Linked DNA regions of Homo sapiens: region 2 is linked to region 1. Evidence: read pairs that join two places in POLR2A ChIA-PET (ENCODE). Cell type or tissue: GM12878. All regions are shown on one strand. Each heading gives the region's core, and the rest is flanking DNA. Links, peaks and the distances in the headings are about the cores only.

The links. Peaks named below come from ENCODE experiments on the same cell type or tissue, not always from the same donor. Only the 100,000 strongest peaks of a DNase experiment are listed, where the experiment ranks them.
Region 2: POLR2A ChIA-PET joins it to region 1 with 11 read pairs; 3 of 35 experiments call an interaction of 5 or more read pairs at or near these places.

The regions. Positions count from the first base shown.
Region 1 is chr10:132,418,120-132,426,079 of GRCh38, forward strand. No RefSeq gene overlaps it. Among named protein-coding and RNA genes, the nearest start is that of LINC03068, 23 kb to the right of the region's middle. RefSeq lists enhancers at 201-1,104, 1,105-2,009, 3,820-4,723, 5,541-6,067 and silencers at 3,133-3,182, 3,213-3,272, 3,303-3,362. In GM12878, for the core only: no CTCF peak of the experiment used is centred there; DNase peaks (open chromatin) are centred at 4,485 and 5,022; H3K27ac peaks cover 1,084 bases.
Region 2 is chr10:132,557,461-132,565,420 of GRCh38, forward strand. All of the region lies in intron 1 of INPP5A (inositol polyphosphate-5-phosphatase A), which reads left to right. Among named protein-coding and RNA genes, the nearest start is that of INPP5A, 24 kb to the left of the region's middle. RefSeq lists an enhancer at 2,811-2,860. In GM12878, for the core only: no CTCF peak of the experiment used is centred there; a DNase peak (open chromatin) is centred at 3,139.

The DNA.
Region 1 (7,960 bases), core at 3,555-6,054:
CTGAGTCCCCATCTCCAGGCCTCCCTGCTGGCTTTCCAGTGGACGCTGGGATTTCCTGGAGAGGCAGTGCTCTGCACGCGGGGAGCTTTGTTCTTTGTTTCCTGGAGTGACTCCTCTCATCCCTTGTTTCTTGATTTGCTCATTCAGAACCAAGGGAGATCTCAGAGATGACGATGGTGGCTTTGCTTGTTCCTGGTTTTGCTAGAACATTCTGTGCTCTAAAGGCATCGCTGCCCTCAGCAAGGATCGTCTGGCGGGGGAGGGGTCGGGGGAGGGCAGCAGCATACACCTGGAGGGTCCTCTCCAGGGCACATGAGGGAACAACCCTCATGGTTTCCTATGGTTCTGGACCTGACTTGCGAGGAGGGGCATGGTTTTCAAACTGGTTTGTAGCAGCAGAGCCCTTTTCTCCAACAAAATCACCCAGAATCACTTCCTCCCGGAGGGGCTGGGCTCATCCTCCTGAAGCCCTCCAGGCCCAAGAGTCCTGGGAAGCCTTTGAAAATCCAGGGAGGGGCTCGCATGAGCCCAGGAGAGCAGAGCCAGGACTTGAGAGGAATGAGAGCAGCTCCCCTTCCCCTCCTCCCTCCCCGGCCCTGCCCACGTGGGTGCAGCAGAGTCAGGGCCCTGGCCCTTGGGGCTGGGCATCTCATCCCTCTGAGCTCCGGTGCCCAGGGGCTGCCCCTGCCTGATCTGCTGCTCGGGGTGACTCCCCCTGCCGCACACCCCACTTTGCACCCAGGACCTCCTACTGACTAGGGTTGGCTCCCCTTTACGAAGGAAGGCCTTCGTAAAGCTTGGCACTGCTTCAAGAAATGTGTGTGTCCAATGGAAGGAGCAGGCCTCACCCCTGGGACAAAATATGCGTGCAGCCCTGGGCACATTCACTCCCAGCTGCCCAGCCTGCAACTAGAGCTCAGCCACTGCAGGTGACAGCAACGGGACCCGCCTTTGAGCCTGAGGCCAGGACTGACGCCACAGCCTGCAGCTCCTCCCCAAGCCCAGCCCCAGCCCTTGCCCTTCAATCCTGAGACCCTGAGATGCATGGGTGGGGCTTTCATCCGGTGAGGAGCGGAGGCCCAGGGAGGTGGGTTCCCCAGCTGCCAGTACCCACTGGTCAGGCTGGGCTGGACCAGGTCCTGAATCCCCGCCCTTCCACCCATGGGCTCCCCAGGAAGGCTAAACTGAGGGAAGAATTCCTGCTGGGAAAGCCCTGTTCTGGGACCAGGGTTTCGTCCCTCTATTAGAGGGGGTCAGGGGGACACCTGGGAGCGGAACACCTGAGGGAGGAGCACCTGGCGGGGAGCCTTGGGGGAGGAGGCACCTGGGGGAGGAAGTCTGGAGGAGGGGTCTCCTGGTGGGGGGCCTGGAGGAGGGGTCTCCTGGGGGAGGGGCCTGGAGGAGGGGTCTCCTGGGGGAGGGGCCTGGAGGAGGGGTCTCCTGGGGGAGGGGCCTGGAGGAGGGGTCTCCTGGGGGGGGGCCTGGAGGAGGGGTCTCCTGGGGGAGGGGCCTGGAGGAGGGGTCTCCTGGGGGAGGGGCCCTTGGGGAGCCAACCCTAGTCAGTACGAGGTCCTGGGTGCAAAGTGGGTTGTGCGGCAGGGGGCTTGGGGCCTCAGCGGGGCTGCCCGGAGCTGGTCCTGGGCCTCTCTTGCTCTGGGTCTCCCCTGCTCTGGGTCCAGCCTCCCAAGCACCCCACCTGGCAAGACTTCCTCGCTCAGAACAGAGCCAACCCTGGCTGTCTTCCCAGGGTTTGTCGTGGAGAGGGCTCTGGCCCTTTAGCCTTCCAAGGAGCTTTCGGGGTTGGGGTACGTTTGTGACCCCAGTAGCCGCTGTGCTGGGGGCCCAGGGCAACTCCTCCGGGAGCAGGGAAGGCACTGCTGGCACCACCAGCCCCGCAGGGTCACCAGCATCCCGTCTCCACCAGGGCTGCTGCTGTCCCTCCTCTGCTGAGGCCAGCTGTTACCGTGTTCGACATGGACCAGGCCGTGTGGGAGGACACGGGGTGGCAGGTGCAGGGAGCACGGTCTGTTTTCTGTCACTCTCTGGTCCCAGCCTGAGCCCCAATCCCTACCTCTGAGGGTCACACTTCCAACCCACCCCAGACAGAGCTGGAAGCAGGGGCTGGCATGGGCGCTGGGGTAGACGCAGGGGTTGTCGTGGCCTGGCGTGGAAGAGCTGGGCTGGACGCAGTGGGTGGCGTGGCCTGGGGTGCTGCTCTCCAGCCTTCTTTCTCTTCTTCCTCTTCCTCTTGTTCTTCATCTTCCTCCTCTTGCTGCAGATCCTCCCCCAGGTGGCTCCATTTCTGCTGGTCCCATCTCCCGGAGGCCCTGCCCACAACCCCCTGCCCGCCATCTAGGGGGACCCTGGCGTGGTCCAGGAGAGGGAGTCAAGGCCTGTGTGGGGCTCCTGGGGCTGGAGTCCTGGTCTGCCTTCTGGGGACAGAGACTAGGTCGCCCTGGGCTCCAGCTCTGTGGCCTGGCTGTGTGGGCTGGGCCAGGGCCTCTGCGTCACCTCCTTGCCTGGGCTTCTCACAGTGCAAGCCCCGCAGCCTAGGCCCTGCTGGGTGGTGGTGGGATGGCTGGGGAGGGGCAAGAGCAGGTGAGGAGTCCTCACTGGGGGTGCATACTTTGCATTACAGCTGGGGAGGCTGAGACCCGGGGGGCCACAGCTGGTTCCTGGACTCCAAAGCCCAGGACCCTTCCAAATCCTGCCTGGACGGCACCGTGGCCAGGACCCCAGCCAGCACTTCCCTTTTCTGCGAGGGTTTTCTGTTTCTTTGATTATAAAATAACCCCTGTTGGTGGGGGGAAAAAATTAGCAAAATAAAGAAAAGCAAAAAAAAAAAAGAAAATTAGAATCTCCCGCAGTCTCACACCCTGTGGGCCTTTTGCGTATTTCTTCCCGGGTGAGTTTTCTGGGCATTAACAGATGTTTGCTCTGCAGACCTGGCCTTGTGTCACCCTGGAACTCTGTGCCCAGCTCACCCTTCCGTGGCTTCCTGTGGCCGGGGGCTCCCTCCCCTTCCTGCCCCAGGTCTGAGGTGCCAACGGCTGCCTGTGGCCAGGGGCATCTCCCCGTGGACACTGAGGGAGGAGCCGCGGCAGGGCTGGGCTCTCCCGCTGGGCTCCCTGCACCCTGCGGCCCCGGCCCCAGCCCCACCCCCAGCCATGGGAAGGGTGCACTCCGGAGAGGCCGACGCAGATGGGGCCCTGCCCCTGGCCTGAGCGTGGCCGTCATCTGCTCAGGAGGGTTAAGCTCCTTTGTGCCCCAAGGAGCTTCAAGCCGATCAATACCCGGCTGGAAGTAGGGGGCTGCAGCTGGGGGGGCCCCACCGCCCTGACCCCAGATGGACTTCCTGCTCCCTGCCCAGCTTCTCTGCGGGGGGAGGTCAGGTCAGTGGGCCTCCTGCTTGGCCTTTGGGGCCACCGCCCCTGGGCTCCAGCTGAGGCTGTCCCAGGGCCGGTCTCCCTTCCCGCCCCCACCCTACAGAGGCGGCCTCACCAGCCAGCCTCTGCCCCAGCAGAGTTATTTTTAGCCCCAGCCCCGCCTGCTGCTACCACGGGCCTTTTCTCCGCAGAGAGAGGCGGGTGAGGCCTGAGGGCCTCACCCAGGGCAGCCAGTTCCCCAACCACGAAGGGAGGCAGGAGAGCTTCCCTGTGCGGGCAGGCGTCGCTGACCCTCCAAGGGGCAGAGCAGTGGGGGCTTCCTTCCTTCCTGGGTGTGGCTGGGGGGAGGGGGCTGAAGGCCTGGAGCCGGAGGGGCTTGCCCTAGAGCCCCATAGCCAGGCAGGGGTCAGTGTCCACAGCTGGAGGGGCTGGAGAGGTGAGAGAGATGGTCCCAAGGGAGCTGGGAGGCCCAGGAGTGGGCCCAGTGCTCAACCCGCTGCCAGGCAGGGACAAGACCTGAGAGATGAGAGGGCGGCGGGGGTGACCCTCGGAGGGCAGAGGGCGCCAGGACGGAGAGATGAACGGGGCAGTGGGGTGACCCATGGAGACCCACAGAGAGCAGAGGGGCACCAGGATGGGGAGACGGAGGCCAGTGGGGGCTGAGGGGTCCCGGGGGAGGACTGTAAGGAGCCACATAGTGGCTGCGGTCGGCGTGGCTGGGAGACAGGGGTCCAGGAAGCCCACTGGAAGCTGCCGCCCCGGCTGTAGCTGCAGGGCTCTCTGTGGGAGCCGGGAGCTGGGTGCAGAGCTGCGTCGAGGCTGCCTGAGGCCTGGCAGCCCAGCAGGAGGGGACTTACCCCCACCCCCCCACGGAGGAGAAGGCTCTGGGGCCTGCTGGGTGCAGACGCAGCTGGGATCTGCTTTGGGGAAGAAAACCTAGGCAGGTCACCGAGGCTCTGCCCAAGCCAACGCCTGTCACCTGTCACCGAGGTGTGGGTGTCTGTCCTCCTCCCAGCCGTCCATCCCCCTCCCTCCTGGCCCCGCTCCAGCCCGCAGCCCCCATGGGAGCCCGAGAGAGGACAGTCTCAGCAGGTGGCACAGACAGATGCGGACTCCTCACTGCAGGTCACAAGGCATGTTTTCAGAGACCAGCTGCGGTGAAGATCATCCAGCCCTTGGGCCCCTGATCCGTTTGGATACAGTTTCAAGCATGAATTTCTCCTTTGGTGGTTTGCTACAAAGAGAAGAGTTCTCATGATTTCTTTGGGGTGTTCATCCTATGATTTTGGGGTGAGGATTCGTGACAGAGACAAGCAACAGGAGTCCAGGAAGCCCTCGGGGGAGACGGGAAACAAGTCTTTTTGAAAAAACAGCTTTCTTTGAGACGTAGCTCACATATCATATGATCCCTCCCCTTCCAGTGGACACGTCCATGGCTTTCAGCGTGTTTATAGATGGGCAACATCCCCACGGGCCCTTTTAGAACATTCGCTTCACCTCAGAAAGAAACCCCACAGCTTTTAGCCATCACCCTCCTCCCCAGGCCTAAGCAGTCCCTCATCTGCTTCCGTCTCTGGGGACTTCCCTGTTCTGCGTTCTGTGTGACATGTGGTTGTGTGTGATTTATGATTGTGTGTAACATGCGTTCCATTTCATCCATGTGACATGCGGTTGTGTGGGAGATATGATTGTGTGTAACATGCGTTCTGTATGATGTGCGGTTGTGTGTGAGATACAGTTGTGTGTAACACACATTCTGTATGACGTGCAGTTATGTGTAAGATACGGTGTGTAACACATGTTCCATGTGACATGTGGTTTGTGTGATTTATGATTGTAACATGCATTCCATGTGGTCCGTGTGACGTGGTTGTGTGTGATACACCATTGCATGTAACGTGTTCCGTGTGATGTGTGGTTGTGTGTGACACACCGTTGTGTGTAGCATGTGTTCTGGCAGGCGGTCGTGTGTGGCTTCCTTCGCCGAGCACAGTGCTTTCACGATGCCCCCGTGTTGGCGCGTGCCTGTGCCCCATTCCTTTCTATGCTGAATGATGCTCCCCATGTGGGTGAACATATGGTGTTTGTCCATCTGTCAGTCTGTGGACATGTGAGCTGTCTCTGCCTTTTGGCTGCTGTGCACAAAGCTGCTGTGAGCTTTCCTGCAGTCTCTGTGTGGCTGTGTGTGTGTGTGGCTGTGTGTGTGGCTGTGTGTGTGTGGCTGTGTGTGTGTGTGTGGCTGTGTGTGTGGCTGTGTGTGTGTGTGTGGCTGTGTGTTTTTGCTTCTTTCAGGCTCACCCCTGGGGGTGGAGCCGCTGGGTCCTGTGGGTCATGATCATGTGCGTCATCTTCAGGAGGGTGCCAGGTTGTGCTCTGCAGTCCTAGGCAAGTGGAGGTGGTCCCGCTGCCAGCTTCAGCCTGAAGAGCAGGTGCTGAGTGAGGTGCTGAGCTTCCTGGTGTCCCTGCTGCACCCTGGTAGGCCAGCACCCCACCCACCAGAGCAGCTGTGGAGAGGACAGTGGGCATGGTGGGGACTCCAAATGGGACGCACACGGCCCCCAGGGGAGGCTCGGCTTGGGCACCCAGGCGGCCGGGGTATCTCTAACCAGTGGCTGCCCATGGGGTGAGTAGGGCCCTGCTGCCCCATCAGAGCTTGTCCCACTGTGGCTGGCGAGGAGATCAGCAAGGGCTTGAGGCCCATTCTCGCAGCCTGTCCCCTGCCTGGGGTGGCCTGGCATTCAGTGGTGGGGTCCCGGAAGCCCCGGTGCCGAGGCAGGTGTGCTCTGGCAGGCTTGAGCTGGGCCACCCTGGAGGCACCACTTGTCTTTGCGTTTCCCTCTCACCTGCTCCCTGGACAGGCCCTCTGCATTTGAGGGCCTGTTTGTGTCCCCAGGGCATCTCTGGATGGGCATGAGCACACAGGGACCCAGCACGTGGGTTCTGCACCATCCAGCACTGTCCATACAGGCCCTGGCATGTCCTCCTGGCCTGTAATTTTGTTCTGCATGGCTTGGTTTTTGCACGAAGGGGAGCACAGTATTCCTTTCTCATCCTCCAAAATGGATTGCAAATGTTCTGAGCTGTCACATTGGCGAGAACGAAGCCCCTGCTAATTGGCGCATTTTCCTGCAACCACTCCAGGCTGAGTTCTAGAGGAAGCCTCTGCCTTTCTGTCTCACGTTGCGCACTTTCTCCCTGAAATATTTAATGTGCTAAATTCCAACTTCACACACATCAGCTCTAAAGCCGACTAATCATTTAGCTTGATTGTCGAACTGAATTTGGCTCTGAGATTTTAAAATAAGAAAAAAAACTGTCAAGCTCTACGTAAGGCAGACACTATGGCTGACTCTTCACAAGAAAATATCTTTCTTTCTTGAGGGATTTGTGGCAGAGTCCATCTTTATGGAGAGTAGAAATCGTTTTACCCACCAGGGCAGCATATAAAATGTTAGGCAGATGTTAAATATTGATGTAGAAACTCAAAATACTTTGTCTCTTTCCAGAAATGAGCGTTTTGGTTTAATTACTCTGAATCTAATGACTGTGGAAAAAACACAACACGTGTGCGTTCCGAACGGAAAACATTTAGATTAAGGAAGAATTTCAGCTCCTCAAAACTGGGAAAGGAGCATACTGGGCCTGTCCTGCAGTGGGGCTGCTTGCTGATACTGACACGCATGTGCGACTGGGTGCCCATGCGTGTGCGTGCGTGTGCCGTGTGGATGCCGTGTGCCCGTGCCTGCGCGTGCGTGTGCCGTGTGGGTGCCGTGTGCCCCTGCGTGCGCGTGCGTGTGCCGTGCGTGTGCCGTGTGGGTGCCGTGTGCGCGTGCGTGTGCCATGTGGATGCCATGTGCCTTGCATGTGCCGTGTGGATGCCGCATGCCCGTGCGTGTGCCATGTGGATGCCGTGTGCCCGTGTGTCCACGTGCGTGTGCCGTGTGGATGCCGTGTGCCCGTGTGTGTGCCGTGTGGATGCTGTGTGCCCGTGCGTGTGCCGTGTGGATGCTGTGTGCCCATGTGTGCCTTGCGTGTGCCATGTGGATGCTGTGTACCCGTGTGTGTGTGCATGTGCCATATGGATGCTGTGTGCCCATGAGTGCTCATGTGTGTGCCGTGTGGATGCTGTGTACCCACGCGTGCGCGTGCTTGTGCCGTGTGGATGCTGTGTACCCACGCGTGCGCGTGTGTGTGCCGTGTGGATGCTGTGTACCCACGTGTGCGCGTGCGTGTGCCGTGTGGATGCTGAATTGCACTTTCAACGACGTGACCGTTCCTTCCTTGCAGGCCACCTCCGGAGGTGTTCACTGCCGGTGGCTGTACCTGGCCATAGATCTGGGGGCTGTGCTGCCCCAGGCATCCCACCCTGTTCCAGGACACAGAGGCCAATGCTGTTCCCCTGTTCCGGCAGGCGTGGGCTGCACGCCTGCTGGCAAGGGGCTCAGCTGGCCTGAGCCTGGGCCAGCTGTCCCTAGAGCATCTGCTCCTGTGGGGAGGGGGCGTTTTGACAGCATGGGGATAATTTTTTTCATAATTAAGAGTTTTTTTTTTAAGTGAATAGACTTTATTTTGTA
Region 2 (7,960 bases), core at 1,945-4,444, 140 kb after region 1:
CAACAAGAGACCTGCGTAGAAATCAGAAGAAAATGGCCGCTCTCAGCTGCTGGTTCAGCTGCTCATTTTTGTGTAGGGCCGAGTCAATTTTTTCTTCTTGCCTCTTTTCTGAGTTGATGTTGATGCCAGCAAGTGCAGAGGGTCATTGAGTGCTGGTTTGAACCTGGTGCCTATGGAATTGATGTCTGTCAGACTTAGGGTGTAACCACAGGTTGTGAGGTCATTTTGAGGGGTCAGACCATATTTGGGTTAAAAGGGGCCCGAGTGTCTCGGGCTGCAGGGAGGTGAGTCCTGGAGGTACTTACCATAGTTTTCTGTTGAATGCCTCTGGGCCTGGGCGGGGAGGGCCATAGCCTAAAGTGTGCATCTTACCCTGGGTCTCTGTTCAGAGTGTGGCAGCCACGGCTTATGGCGGGAGTGACGCCAGGCTGGACAGAGCCAGGTGAGGCCCTGTGCTCCCTCAGTCTGTCCCGCGTGCCCGCCTCCTGCTGCGAGAATTCTAGTCCCTGTCTTCCCAGTGGACCTGGGGGCTGGACTGTGGTCATTTTCACTGTTGAAAGTGAGAAGATTCTCACCCATGAAAAATTAAATTGCTGTAGAACCTAAACATGGCCACCGTGTCTTCTTAACTGGTAGTAAAAGCCACCTGGCTGTCCAGGTGGAGGCTCCGCAGGGCAGGTCAGAGTACCTGGAGGTGTCAGCAGGGAAGGGGCGCTCTGTGTCCTGATAGCCTTCCCGCCAGCTGCGCATGTGATGGGGTGTGCCAAGGGCCACGCAGAGCCGCGACTTCCCCAAGCTGCTCCGGGTGTCCCCGGCCCACGCGCTGAGCACGCTCTGGGGCTCTCCCCCCCGGCCCACGCTCTCCTGAGAGGCCACTCGCTCCGGGGCTAATCATGGTTAATCCCACATGATCCTCGCCTGACATCCAGTCCCCCTCCTCAGGCCCTGACAGCTGCATGGTGTGTTGGTATTTCTGCCTCCTGAAGCCACGTCCACGTCGGCTCCTGTGCAGTAGAGACCGGAGTCTCCATCAGGCTCCCTCTGGGGGCGGGTGGTCCATATGCATGGGGTCCACTTGTCCCTCATGTCCAGTCTCCTGTGGCTGGAAGAGCTCCAGGTGTGGAGAGAGGCCAGCTGCAGCTGCCGATGAGGAGCGCTGTTGGAGGAGCCCTTCCTCCTTCTCCCTGGAGCTGGGGGACGCTCCAGGTAGGGAGGCGGTAGCCTTGGCAGCATTGGGCTCAGTGCTAGCCTAGCCTCGCTGCCATCGCATGCAGTTGACCAGCTTCTTGACATCCTTTGCCTAAACTCCTCAGGGTCAGCGTGGGACCAGGATATTCCATGTGGCTTTTGAAGCCGGCAGTCGCCTTGCAGTGGTGATTCCCAGGTGGAACCCTCAGGCAGCTGTGCGCTGCAGCCTCCGGGGCCATGGGTGTGTGGCTCTGGGAGCTGCCGTTCCCTCCACACCCCTTAGGGAAGTCCTCTGCTCACGGTGCCCACCCTGGTCGAGCCCAGCCAGCTGGAGCCTTCCTCCCAGACCCATCGGCCTCCTCGGGACAGTCCAGCCCCGTCCTCTGGCCCATGCCCTCTCTGTCCCCGCCTCCTGCCCAGCCAGCTTCCTGAGGGTCCCTGAGCTTGCCCGGCTGGCCACTCACTGCCTCATGGTCCTTGATCACACACAGACGTGGTGGTGTGCTCGCCTCTGGAGGAAGGCTGCCCGCCGCTCGGGGCCGTCGGTGGCTTCGGAGCTGTGGCAGCTCTCTTAGGGCCAGCTCCATCCCCTCTCCCCGGCCCTGCTGAGTGAAGCGCACACGTGGTAAATCTGCCCCATCAGTGGGGGGTTAGTCCTGTCATTTGGGGAAGCCTGTGTTGGCTGCATTTATTGTTGTCGATATTACTTTTAATTAGGACAAAATTCAGGCACCATAAAACCTACAGTTCAGTGTTTTAGCGTGTTCACAAGGTCGTGTGACCTTCGCCCCTGATTTCAGAATGTTTTTATCACCTCTGAAAGAAACCCAGTACCCATTTGATGACACCCTCCTTTCCCCCCTTCCGCCAACCACGAAGCCACTTCTGTCTCTGTGGATTGACCTGGATGTTTCATGCAAATGGAATCAAACAGCGTGTGGCCTTCGCATCGTACTTCACGTGCTCAGCACGTGTGTTCCAGGGACCTCACTTACTCAGCACGTGTGTTCCAGGGACCTCAGTTACTCAGCACGTGTGTTCCAGGGACCTCAGTTACTCAGCACGTGTGTTCCAGGGACTCCATTTACTCAGCACGTGTGTTCCAGGGACCTCAGTTACTTAGCATGTGTGTTCCAGGGACTCCACTTACTCAGCACGTGTGTTCTGGGCTCACCTGTGCTTCTTCCTTATGACTGAATGCTGTTTATTGTGCGGAGATCACATTTCATGTATCTGTTCATCAGTGGATGGACATGAGTGTCCATGTGCAAGTTGCTGTGTGAACCTGTGTCTCCAGCTCTCTCGGGTGTAGACCTGCTTGTGGGGTTGCTGTGTGAACATGTGTCTCCAGCTCTCTTGGGTGTAGACCTGCTTGTGGAGTTGCTGTGTGAACATGTGTCTCCAGCTCTTTCGGGTGTAGACCTGCTTGTGGAATTGCTGGGTCACGATGTGTCTTCAGCTCTCTTGGGTGTAGACCTGCTTGTGGAGTTGCTGTGTGAACATGTGTCTCCAGCTCTCTTGGGTGTAGACCTGCTTGTGGAGTTGCTGTGTGAACCTGTGTCTGCAGCTGTCTCGGGTGTAGACCTGCTTGTGGAATTGCTGGGTCACGATGTGTCTTCAGCTCTCTTGGGTGTAGACCTGCTTGTGGAGTTGCTGGGTCACGTGATAATTCTGACTTTTTAAGGAACTGCCAGACTCTTTCCACAGCAGCTGCAGCATTTTTCGTTCTTGTGAGCAGTGTCTGAGGGCTGCAGACTTCCAACATCACAGAACAGTACTCGTGATTGTCCATCTTTTTTACTGTAACCGTCCTGGTGGGTGTGCAGTGGTATCTCCTGGTGGCTTTGAATTGCATTTCCCTGATGAGTAATCATGTTGAGTGTCTTTCGTGTGCTTACTGGGTATTTGTAGATCTGCTTTGAAGCAACGCTTATTCAAATCCATGGCACATTTTAATTTTTTTTTTTAAGAGACAGATTCTCGCTCTGTTGCTCAGGCCGGAGGGCAGTGGTGCGATGATAGCTCACTGCAGCCTCCTCTTGGGCTCAAGGTATCCTCCCACCTCCCAAGCAGCAGTGTCTCACGTAGCTGGGACTACAGGTGTGTGTCAGCATGCTTGGCTAATTTTAAAAAGTTTTAGTTTGTAAATACAGGGTCTTGCTATGCTGTAGTCTGGTATCAAACTGTAGGCCTCAAGCAGTCCTCCTGCCTTGGCCTCCCAAAATGCTGGGATTATAGGTGTGAACCACCATGCCCAGGCTTTTTTTTTTTTTAATTGTTGAGTTTAAAGAGATCTTTACATATTCTGGATGCTAGACCCTTATTAGATAGATATGTAATTTACAAATGTTTTCTCTTGTTCTGTGTGTTGTCTTCGCTTTTTTGATAGTGTCGTTTGAAGCACTTTTTTTTTTTTTTTTTTTGAGACAGGGTCTTCCCCTGTTGCCCAGGCTGGAGTTCATGGAGTTCAGTGGTGTGATCGTGGTTCATTGCAACCTCGACCTCCTGGGCTCCAGTGATCCTCCCACCCCAGCCTCTGGAATAGCAGGGACTACAGACTTGTATCACCACACCTGGCTAGTTTTTTTTAAGTTTTGTGCTTCAGCTATCATAACCAGAAGCCATTTCCTAATCAAGGTCACAAAAATTTACCCTTATTTTTTCTTTTTAGATTTTTATAGTTTTAGCTCTTACATGTAGGTCTTTGAAATATTTTGAGTTAATTTTTGTATCTGGTGTGAGGTAGGGGTCTTCATTCTTTTGCATATCCATATCTGGTTGTCTCGGTACCATTTTTGAAAAGACTATTCTTCCTCATTGAATTGTCTTGGCATCCTTGTTGGAAGTTAATTGACCATGAATATATAGATTTATTTTTGGACTCTTGATTCTGTTTCATTATCTATGTGTCTGTCCTTATGCCAGTACCACAGACCTGATCATTGTAGCATTGAGGTAGGTTTTGAAATCAGAAAGTGAGAGTTCCAACTTTGTTGTCTTTTATTCAAGATTGTTTTGACTATTCTGGTGTCCTTCCATTTCTGTTTTGATTTTAGGATTAGTTTGTCAATTTCCACACACACACACACACACACACACACACACACACACACAACCCTGCTGGAATTTACACACACCACCCTGCTGGAATCTACACACACACAACCCTGGTGGAATTTTGGGGGTTGCGTTGGATCTGTAGATGCAGTTCTTACTTAATAGGGGTTGGTCCTGGGGAGGGGAGCAGATGGCTTGGCCCTGTCCTCAGGGGCATGTGATGTGGCTGGGAGATCCCGGCAAGATGATTTTAAAGCCTCCCTTGTGGGTTTGTCAGCTTCAGGGTTCTAGTTATGATGGGCAAACTCATGTCTGCAGTTTAAGTAGGAAAGGAAGTTTAAAAACACAAAACATCAGGTGGTGCCCAGGAAGGGCCGAAGAGCCAGGCTTGGCGGCCTCCTGTGAAGAGGGGTGCATTCACCTGCACTGTGCACCGTGAGGCTCACCTGCGGCTTCTGGGGCCTGGCGTCCTCCTCCTGCTGCACCGCCCTCGCCCAGTTGGTGCCAGGCATGACCTCTGCACATCACAGGTGTCCAGGGCTTGATACGGCTGGGCCAGGCCTGGCACCCAGGGAACCTGGGAGGCACCTTCTGCGTGGCCCGCTCGCCACCTCTGGCCTGTCTGCTGCCTGTCTGCAGCCCTTCTGGAAGTGGGCACAGACCTGGCAGTGTTGTCAGGAGGTGGGAGGACACGTAGGTGAACCTGGGCCTGGGGGTGGCTCCCCCCATGAGGTGCGTAGAGTTCCTGTGAGGAGTGTGCACCCAGCAGCTCGTCGGGTCACAGCGAGGTGCAGCCTCGGCTCCCTGCACACCCGTCACACCTCTGCATGACAGGCAGAGACTGCGTTCTGGATGTGGCTGCCGCCTGCGGCTCCCAGCACGTGAAACATGGTGCGTGTTGCACACACGGCACGAGTGTGGCCAGTATGAACTGGAGCTGGTTTTCTTGAGGTGGAGAAAGCCCTGCTGGCTTCTCTTTCCCTCAGAGCCCACGGCACTGTGAGGAGCGGCATGCTTCCACGGCTCATCTCGAGGGTGAATTAAAGTCACCCCACGCCCAGGACCAGACCTTGGCTCTGCAGGCCTGTGGGGATGGATGGCAGCTGCAGAGGCCCCTCGAGAGGGACAGAGCCTTGAGCTTGGAGCTCTGTGAAGTCGCAGGCTCGGGGCGGTGGTGCCCTCCTTCCCCTGCTCTGGTATCTCAGGTCCTGTCTGCTCCCTGGTGCCCCCTTCCCTGTATGCTCTTCCCTGGCCATGCCGGCTGCTCTGCAGAGGGCTTCAGGGAGGGTTGTGGGGAGGGCGCGGGGAGGAGGTGCCCTCATGGGCCAGAACTGGCAGGAGGTGAGGAGGTGCCATGCCCCCGCCCAGGCAGAGGGACTGCGAGGTGCTGGAGGAGACCAGATGGGGAGGGGCTGGGAGAGACTGACATTCTGTTCAGATTCCAGGCTGTGGAGCTGGGCCCTGGAGCAGCCACACTTGGCGGCTGTGAGTTGGCCTCAGGGTCCTGCTGAGTGCCAGGTCCCTGCACACCCTCACAGTCCCTGGGGGCTGGCGGTGGCATTGGCATTGCTGAGGGTCTTGGCCAATCTGTTAGGGAAGTGGGGTCTCCGGGGCCGAGCTCTGCTCTGGGGTGTGGATAGCACAGCGTCTGCCGGGTGCTGCGGGAGCCTTTTCTGTGGGGATGTGGGTCCTGCAAATGTGAGCACCAGCTGTGATTAAATCAAGGACAGTGAACAGCAGCGCCGTCATCTTCATGAGTTCACAAAAACCTATTGCTTTATGTCTTATTAGGTGAATTTAGAATGTATACAGGGTAGGAAAAGCAGCAGAAAATAGCAGGTGTGTTTGGGAAGATCATCATTACTGCCTGTTACACTGAATAACTTCAAAATCAAAAGGGTTCCTCTCTCAGGACTGCTGCTGAAAAACGAAGTGCGAGTGGGTGTCCTACAGAAAAATTAAAGGAAAGAGAGAAAGGAAAGGAAAGGAGAGAAAGGAAAGGAAAGGAAAGAAAGGAAAGCACACCATAAGTTCACCCCGACAAGCAAATTGGTTGTTGGTTTTCCTTGCGCTTGCTGGTGAGACAGCCCCGGGGGATTTATAACTCGCCTTCTCACTGCTTTGGTGGTTTGCCGCCTGTAGTGGGGGCCGGTTGCCAGGGAGGCGTATTCACTTCCATGGTGGCTCATGTCCACTCTACTCTGAGCCCTGAGCCCTGGCGGCTGAGTCAGGGCAGAGCGGGAGCAAAGTCGTCCTGGTTCATACCTGAACCGAGAGGCCCGGCCGCGGCTGTGGTCTGCAAACTCACCAAGCCATTTCGGCATCTTTTAACCACAAAGGATAGGTGTGAGGATGCCTTCTCAGTTAGGACAGTTTCAGCAGCTGGTTCAGGAGCCTGCTGCTGCTCCCCTGGGCTTCTCACCTCACGATTTTTTGTCCTGCTCGTTGCTGTCATTGTCTCGGCTTGTTTGGGGAAATGTGGCGTGCGCGTTGTGGGTATGGCCACCGCCATCAGTGGGGAGACCATGATTGGTCCCTGGGGTGACACATGATCCTGGGGAGGGAAGGCGAGGGTCCCAGGGGACCTCTTACGGATCTTATGGAGGAGTTGGACTTCTCCCTCCACCCCGATTCAGGGACTGCGCTTCTTGAAGAGGGTTGTGAGCACGTCTCTGGTGGGCTTGGAGGCCCTGACCTGCTCAATGGGTGAGTGACAAATGGTTTTTCATGGTAGCCAGGGTCTCCCAGAGCCCCTGGCTGCCTCCCTGGGCTGTGCGGCCCCTCCTCCTCCTCAGAGTCACCGGCCCAGGGCTCAGCTCACTGTGAGTCGGTGGCCGTGAAAATAGCACTGGCAATGGAGGGTCGTTTCCAACAGTTCAGTGTTATTGGAGTAGAAGTTTATATAACAAGAGTGTATTTTAACTGGATGAAAATTTACTATTAAAAATAAACAGACCTTGCCAAATGGCAGTGAGTGCAGGGCAGACGGGAGTGTGCAGTGTGACTTTTGGGTGCCCAGGCCCTGCCAGTGGCCGCTGGGCCCAGCTCTTGTTTGGAGCTCCTGGTGGCAGATGGGCTCTTCTATGAGGTCTGGGAGTTCTGGTCAGTGGGATGGCGTCACCTGGGGCTCCTTATTCATGCAGCACGTGTCTGTTGCATGCCCCCGTATGCCTGGGCCTGTGCTGGCCGTGAGAATTCCACCCATGGGCTCTGGGCTGTGCTTGGGTCACCTGGTATGAGCCTCTGCCACCCCGCTCCCCACAGCAGCAGTACCAACACCAACAAGCCATTCACAGCGCTGCTTTACGACGTTTGTGCTGAATAGAGAGTTTGGAATGTCCCTGCGTATTTTATAGAGTGAGATGGTACATATCTAAAGATTTATTTTAATTCTTAAAAAAATTTTGTTTTGTTTTGTTTTCGAGTCAAGGTCTCAGCTCTGTTGTCCAGGCTGGTGTGCATGGCATGGTCACGGCTTACTGCAGCCTTGACCTTCTGGGCACAAGGGATCCTCCTGCCTCAGTCTCCCTGAGTGCTGGGATTACAGGCATGCACCACCACACCTGGCCAGTTTTAAGTCTGACCCTAAACAACTCAAGGAATAAGCCAAAGGCTTCTCTGAAGCACTTTCATCCAGTCACTTTTAACCCCATAGTTTGTGGCAACACACTCCCTGATGTGCACAGTTTGTAAGGTATTTGGAGTTTATGGGCCC